Linked DNA regions of Homo sapiens: region 2 is linked to region 1. Evidence: read pairs that join two places in POLR2A ChIA-PET (ENCODE). Cell type or tissue: Caco-2. All regions are shown on one strand.

Region 1 (4,000 bases):
AATTATGTTAGTACCATTTCTTAAATAAGTCATTCCCTACTGAAATATAAATGTCTATTTTGTCGTATAACATGTTATATATTTTTGTATCTGTTTCTGTATTTTTTCTAGTCTTTTCTCATGCTATTTCATTGTTTCTGTGGTAAATTTTAATATCTAATAAAGCAAATCACCCTTCACCAATCTTTTTTTACTTTCCTATTTCTTATAAACTTAATAGCTATATGAACATAAACTAATTCTTCCAGTTCCCCACCAACTATCCCAAATAACTATTCGAGTTGTGATTGGTATTGGAGGACCATTTTTCGACAATTTTGGAAGAATTAATATTTTTGTGACACTAAATTTTTTCATCAAGAAATATGGTCTTTTTCTCACTTTTTTTCAGTTTGCATTCTATGCCATCTGGTAAAATGTTAGTGTTTTCCTGTGATAAACTAAGTGATTTTTCCATTAAGTTTACCCTTAGGTATTTTATACTATTTGTTAAGATTATTAAATTATTTTCCTGTTATATTTCTGAGCATTATTATTTTGTTATTGCTTTGTGTTTGTAGTCTTGATTTCCAAATATGTCCCACTGTTGTTTAAAATCCTGTTTGTGTGGGGCATTATTTGTTTTGTTTTTTTGTCGAAGTCTCTTGGATTTTCTAAATGTGTAATACTGTAATCTACAAACAAAGTAATTTGCTGCTGCTTTGCCAGTATTTGTATGGGTTTTTAGTTTCTTGCATTATTGCATAATATGCAACCTAAGGAAACAATTCCAACTAATAATAGTTCTATACTTGTCTCATCCCTGATTTTAAATAGCTATAAAAGCTTACATTTGGAATTACATTTGATTCTGTATTTGCAGGTTTAGAGCATTTTCCTGTTGCTCCTACTTTCATAGAACTTATATTTAGAATGGAGGGTAAATTTTATGTTATTTAATTTTTGTCTTTTCTATTTGGCAATTTATACACTCATGTAATTTTTTTCTCCTCTAATTTATTACACTAAAAGACCTTCCAATCAAAGCCATCCTGGCCTTTCTAAAACCAACTGTTCATATTCACATTTTTTGTATATGCTACTGAATATTTTATTCATAATTTTTGTATCTGCATGCATAAGGGAATGTTGTCATAACTCTCTTTTTGTTATTTCCTTACCAGATTTGGCATTAGGATCTTTTCATCTGTTACCAAAGTCTACTATTAAAATCATGTGTTTGTTTTTGGCTTATGTAGAATTTAAATGTAAAATAATCTGATTTTGGCTACATTTTATTTTTTAATTTCAACATTCTTTTTAAATACGGGGGTACATGTGCAGATTTGTTACATGGGAAGATTGCATGATGCTGATTCTTGGAGTATGGACAGATTCCATCATCCTGGTAGTGAGCATAGTACCCAATAGGTAGTTTTCTAACCCAGCCCCTTTTACTCCACCCTCTGGTAGTCCACACTGTCTATTGTTCCTACATTTATGCCCATGTGTGGTCAATGCTTAGCTCCCAGTTATGAGTGAGAGCATGTGATATTTGATTTTCTGTTACAGCAGTAATTTGCTTAGGATTATTGCACTGTGGAAAGTAGTCTGGAAATTTCTTACAGAAATTAAAACAGAGTTGCCATCCGATCCAGCAATGTCTTTACTAGGTAAATACCCAAAAGAAAATGAATCATTCTACCAACATGACACATGCACTTGTATGTTCATTGCTACACAGTTCACAATAGCAAAGACAGGGAATCAACCCAGGTGATCATCAAAGGTAGACTGGATAAAAAAAACTTGATACATATATTTTTATGGAATACTACACAGCAATAGAAAATAATAAAATCATGTCCTTTGTAGCAACATGGCTGAAGCTGGAGGCCATAACTCTTGTCTACTTTTTAAAAGGTAGATGTTTAATTTCATTTCTGATATTTTCTATTAGTTTGTTCAGGATTTCTATTTTTTTGCAAGTCAATATTGATAGTTTATTCTTGAGGGATAACATCCATTTCTTTTATCAGTAAATATCTTGCCTTGGAGTAGTATGTAGTCTTCTATTAGAAGTCTTTTGTTCTTTTCTCTGTTTCTTCTGTTTCTGTTCTCATAGCTTACAGTCTGTTTTTTTTTTTTTTTTGCTTTTTTCTCTTTCTCTTGTATTTCTTTTAATAAATGCCTTACCAGAAGTTTATCTCTCTCTTTCTTCTTCTCTCTCTGTTTTTGCCATTTAAAAATGAACTTTTGGCTTTATATATCCTTTGCACTATGTCTTGTTCTCCATTTCATTATTTATAGCTTTCATTTTTACAAATTGTTCCATTTGTTATTTTCTAGTTTACTTTGATATTCTTTTATATATTTCCTTGACTATTTACTTGGCTATTTTTGGTCATTCTTTTAAAATCAGGTCTTTTAAAACATCTACTCTTCTAAATTCACTGACGTTTTGGGTTTGACCATATTCAGGAACTTGCATTTATAAAAGCACCCTGAAATTCTTGAAGGTTTCTTTAAATTAATTACACTATTTTCTCTTTAACTCTTTAGCAATACAATTTCCAACATAATATTAATACATTCACTGCTAAAACGCTCACACTTATTGTTTATATTTTCCCAGAGAAACATCCTCATCTTCCAATGAAGTTTCTGTCATGCCAGAATGGGATCACGAGTCTCTTTCTTTCAAACCCAAGAGTCTAACACCACATAAATTACCCAGAGAGCTACCAAAAAATTCAGTTACATCATTCTATTTTGTGGGCTTCTGGGTGTAAAGCCAGTGTCACTTTTCAAATAGGCTGATATCCTGTAGGCTTGAGAAAAGGCAAGGTCTCGTTAGTGTTTATATTCACTAAAGTATCTTGCTCAAGCCCTGGACACCGTAGATTCTAGGACACTATTGACTCTAGGTGTCTGGTGAAACAGTAGGCACTAAAAATTAGAGAAATCACAGTTAAATTTATTTTGAGCCAAGTTTAAGGACTTAACTCTTAACAACACAAACTCAGTACAACCCAGAATGTGTCCCACAGTAGGTTACCTGGGGCACAGTATATATAACAGGAGTATCCGTTTGGCACAGGTGGTAAGAGAAGCAGGGAGAGAAGCAATTGTTGCATTTTTTTATTCTGCTGGGTGCTTGGTGATGCTATATATAAAATAGGGTATGTGTGCAGTTGAGTGGGTAGGGAGAAAGGTGAGGCATCTTAAGGCCTGGTGGAGGGTGACTGATTTCATCCTGTCTTAGTTCTGCATGTGATAAGGAGGTTTATAACCAATACTTGTCAGTGTTAAATATTTAACAAACTCCAGTTACACAGGTAAGAGGTCAGCGGTAGCTTATAGGCCTAGGTTTTATTATCGATGTGCCCAACTGCAGCCATCATGGGCCACTGTTAAAATTTTCTTTTGAACTTTCATTTTTCTGATAATTGCAACCAGTGAGAGGTGAAGAAAAAGTTCAAGGGAATGACCTGATCTTATATCATCCAATACAGGAGATGACTGATGACATGGATTCATACACAAACGTATATCGTATGTTCTCCAAAGAGCCTCAAAAATCAGAAGAAGTTTTGAAAAATTGTGAGATCGTAAACTGGAAACAGAGACTCCAAATCCAAGGTAACGAGTCTGAAGAAATGGGCAAGCAGCTGTGCTTCTCAAATTGTGTCTTCAACTAACAGCATTAGCATCACCTGAGGGCTCATTAGAAATGTAAATTCACAGAAACTCTGGGGACTGGGAGAGGTGGAGCAATCTGTGGTGTGACAAGGACTCCATCTGACTGTGGTGTAAACTCAAGTTTGAGAACTACTAAGCACTGAGGTATTAATCAGGTGGGAGCAGTGTAAGTAGAGAACTCCATGTCTGACAAGATTGCTTTCTTGGCTTTCTTCCCAGGTCTTCAAGAAAGTTTAGGTGAGGGGATAAGAGTGGCTACATTTTCAAAGTCAGTGAAAGTAGAGCATTCGAGAGCACTCCTCTTGGTTACGGAAGATAT
Region 2 (4,000 bases), 300 kb after region 1:
AACCGTATCCCAAGGCAACCACTAATCCTCTTTCTGTCTTGAAATATCTGTCTATTCTAAAGGCTTCATTGAAATGGAATCTTACAACCTATGGTCCTTTGTGAATGGCTTTTCCACTTAGCATGATGTTTTCAAGGTTCATTCATGTTGTATGTAGTATGTGCCAGTACTCTATTCCTTTTTTATGGCCAAATAATATACCATTTAACAGATATGCCATCCTCTTTCTTTTGATTAATCAGCTTTCAATGCTCTGAGCCACCAGATCTCTTACCTATTCTCAGTATTTCCCTCTCTGGGGAGGCCATATCTCTTTCTAGGGGAGATTCAATCTGTGTTTTGCCATAACTAGCCCCAACTGCCTTATTGCTTTTCATAATTCTAGTATCTGAAGGGTTTGCACGTCTGTTTATATGGCCTGTTTTTTTCCCTGCTGATTCTCAGTTACAGGGGCTTGACTCTATATGTTTGCTTTTTCTCTTAGCTATAACATTTTTCTTGTTTGTTTATTTTCTTGAACATAATCTACGGGAATTCTTGCTTATTTACAATGAAGATATAGCCCTCTGGGTTTTCTCTGCAGGTTGTCTTCAAGATTACCTGGAGTGTTCCCTGAACTTGATCTTCTGACCCTTCACCACACACATAGTCTACACAGCAGGATCTCCAGGTCACCAGCTTCAGCAAGACTCCCAAAAATGAAAGCCTTTTTTGGCCCTTGTTTACTTCCCTGGTTTCCTGGTTTCACATCATTGGTGGCTCAGCTTATTCCTCATTTTCACTAAGTGGAAATACATATTTAAGATGATTTTGTTTCAAATCCAGCATGTCAGTTGTTTCAGACAGGAGAGTCATTTAGATATATATAATTCACCATTCTGCATGATGCAGAAATCCTTAGTAAACCTTATTTTCTTGTTCTTTTAACCACATATTTTATTTCCCTTTTTTTTTTTTTTGAAACAGAGTCTCGCTCTGTCACCCAGGCTGGTGTGCAGTGGCACAATCTCGGCTCACTGCAGCCTCCGCCTCCTGGGTTCAAGTGATTCTCCTGCCTCAGCCTCCCGAGTAGCTGGGACCACAGGTGCATGCCACCACTCCTCGCTAATTTTCTTTTTTTGTATTTTTAGTAGAGACGGGGTATCACCATGTTAGCCAGGATGGTCTTGATCTCCTGACCTTGTGATCCGCCCGCCTCAGCCTCCCAAAGTGTTGGGATTACAGGCTCCCATCTTCTTTCTTTGACATGTCAGTAGCATCTATTTCATGATTTAAGACAATTGCTTTTCTTGATGTCTTTATGGGTCCGATATTGCCATGCCTTCTTGGTTTTCATTTATAAGATCTTGTTTCCTTGTATACTTGGACATTTGTATAACCCAACTTTCCTTAGAAGGTTATTTGGGAGAATTGTTTGAGTCTGGGTTTAAGATTCTTTTTTAAGAATTTGGAGATAATTTGCATTTGCTTTGACTAGCATTTGAGGGAACTTACAACCTGGGACTTTAAAATAAGTTATCAGCTAAAGATTCCTTGAACTGCACAGGTAGCGTGAATTAAGACCACAAACCTCCATTAGGTCTTGCAGTTACAAATTCGAAGATCCTTACTCTCCCCGTAGGATCTTTACTTTAGAATGACAAGGGACATCGCCCCCAGGATCGGATATCCTAAACCCGTCCTGCTGCATTCTTCCTTCTTCTCTGACCTGCAGGGCATCCAGAACAAAATGAGTGCCAGTGACCCCAGCTCTTTTATCTTCCTCACCAACATGGCCATGCAGATCAAGACCAAGGTGAGCAGTGCCCAGGGCACAGGACAGCCAGTGGGAGTAGAAACATGCCCCGGGGGGACACACACAAACACACACCATTGCACAGTCCTTTGGGCCCCAGCCACCATAGCGATGCTGAATTCCAGGAGTCCAGGATTCCCAACTATGCTCCCTGCAGAACTCAAGGCAGCCTTGTCCCTATTCCCAGGTATCACATGAATTTGTTTTGTGTCCTTTCATTTAGCTAACATTTTGAATTTCTTTCTTTCTTTCTTTCTTTTTTTTTTTTGAGATGGAGTCTCACTCTGTCATCTAGGCTGGAGTGCAGTGGCATGATCTTGGCTTACTGCAACCTCTGCCTTCTGGGTTTAAGTGAATCTCCTGCCTCAGCCTCCTGAGTAGCTGGGATTACAGGCATGCCCCCCCAGGCCCTGCACCCAGTTAATTTTTGTATTTTTTAGTAGAGACGGGGTTTCTCCATGTTGACCAGGTTGATCTCGAACTCCTGACCTCAGGTGATCCGCCCGCCTCAGCCTCTCAAAATGCTTGTATTACAGGCATGAGCCACCACGCCCAGACAATTTTTTTTTCCTTTTCTGCTTTTCTTACCAACGCTGTACTAGAAGCAAAGTCACGACGATGTTCTTAAAGTTATAATTAATGTGGATATTATTAAACAATGAAAATGAGTTTTGTATATTTCTGATCATCAGCTGTGTTCCAGGGGCTGGACCGGGTGCCTTATTTATGTTATCTCATTTTTAATTCTCACTGGGAGGTAGCAGGGCTAATCCTTTTAAAGATGAGAGAAGGCCTTCTCTTTTTTTTTTTCTTTTCTTTTTCTTTTCCTTTTTATTTTTTTCTTAAGGAAAGGGAAGATAAACATCCATTTGCTATTTTTTTTTCAGCCCCGCAGGCCCACCCACCAGCCAGCCTACATGGTGCCAGCCCCTCCTGCAGGGCCTTGCCTGAGCCTCTCCCATGACTGCTGCTTTCTCTGCCTAGCTTCTGGGCAGTGCCCTGCCAAGATAGAGACCTGTGCCTTTGCCCCAACATTCGTCTGCTCCTTCTACACGATCCCAAGTTATCCAGTTAAGAATCTGCTCTGGAATTCTCCTTGGGAGGCTGAGGCAGGAGAGTCACCTGAGCCCCAGAGGTCAAGGCTGCAGTGAGCGGTGATCGTACCACTGTACTCCAGCTTGGGTGACAGAGAAGAGACCCTGCCTCAAAAAAAAAAAAAAAAGAAAATTTGTATGATCTTTGTATATTAGAGCTTTCTCAAATGCTCATTGAAAGAATGTTGAAGGAATTGTGCCAATCTTTGCTGACTTTTATTTTTCCCACCTCTTAGCCCTAATTACGCCATGATTATCTTCAATGATTCCTAAAAGTCATTTCGTTAGTTTTAGAATTTTTCAGCTCCTAAACTTTGCCTGTTTTTAAGCGGAGACCTGCCTGCAGGCCCTTTCTACCTGTTCACTTTTGGTGGGTTTTGCTTTCCCTTATTGCCTTATTCTCGTGCCTTCTTGTTCTGCTTTCCATGGTGGAGAAGGCAGAAGCCAGTTGGGTTGGGTGCTGCTTTTCTGTCCCCTGTTAACACCCCACTACCTGTCCCAAAGAGCCAGCTGCCCTCCCTGCCATCTCCTTTCCTCTGAGGATGGCTTACTCATCCTTTTTCTTTTATTTATTTATTTTTTTAGAAACAGGATCTTGCCCTGTAACCCAGGCTGGAGTGCAGTGGTACAGTCATAGTACACTGTAACCTCGAACTCCTGGGCTCAAGTGATCCTTCCACCTCACTCTCCTAGGACTTTGGGTGCATGTCACCACACCAGCTAATTCCTTAATTGTTTTTGTAGAGACAGGGGCTCACTATGTCTCACTAAGTTGCCCAGGCTGGTCTTGACCTCCTGGCCTCAATCAATCCTCCCACCTCTGCCTCCCAAAGTGCCGAGGCAGGAGGATCTCCCAAACTCCTCTCCCAAGTTTCAGTTCAATTAGTGCTTTGGCTTTCCCAACTCTAGTCTCCTGTATCTCTGACGATGGGGGAGCACAAAGCTAATCTGCCCCCCGCCTCTCCTGCAGTGAGCCCCATGGTAGCTCAGGCTTTGCAGGAAGGAACAATGGTGGGGCTGCCGGCTGTGCACCTTGGCCTTTCTATGGTCCAGAATGTGACAGCACTCACACCTTTGACTTCCACACTTGGGCCCCTAGCCAGTTTCCAGG

The links. Peaks named below come from ENCODE experiments on the same cell type or tissue, not always from the same donor. Only the 100,000 strongest peaks of a DNase experiment are listed, where the experiment ranks them.
Region 2: POLR2A ChIA-PET joins it to region 1 with 8 read pairs; 2 of 35 experiments call an interaction of 5 or more read pairs at or near these places.

What each region holds. Positions count from the first base shown.
Region 1 is chr11:58,951,276-58,955,275 of GRCh38, forward strand. GLYATL1 (glycine-N-acyltransferase like 1) reads left to right here. Exons shown (of 7, transcript NM_001389712.2): 5 at 3,495-3,621; 6 at 3,901-4,000. All of the region lies in intron 5 of GLYATL1-AS1 (GLYATL1 antisense RNA 1), which reads right to left. Among named protein-coding and RNA genes, the nearest start is that of GLYATL1, 14 kb to the left of the region's middle. In Caco-2, no CTCF peak of the experiment used is centred here; no DNase peak of the experiment used is centred here.
Region 2 is chr11:59,253,741-59,257,740 of GRCh38, forward strand. It overlaps the pseudogene WARS1P1. Among named protein-coding and RNA genes, the nearest start is that of MPEG1, 43 kb to the left of the region's middle. In Caco-2, no CTCF peak of the experiment used is centred here; a DNase peak (open chromatin) is centred at 1,851.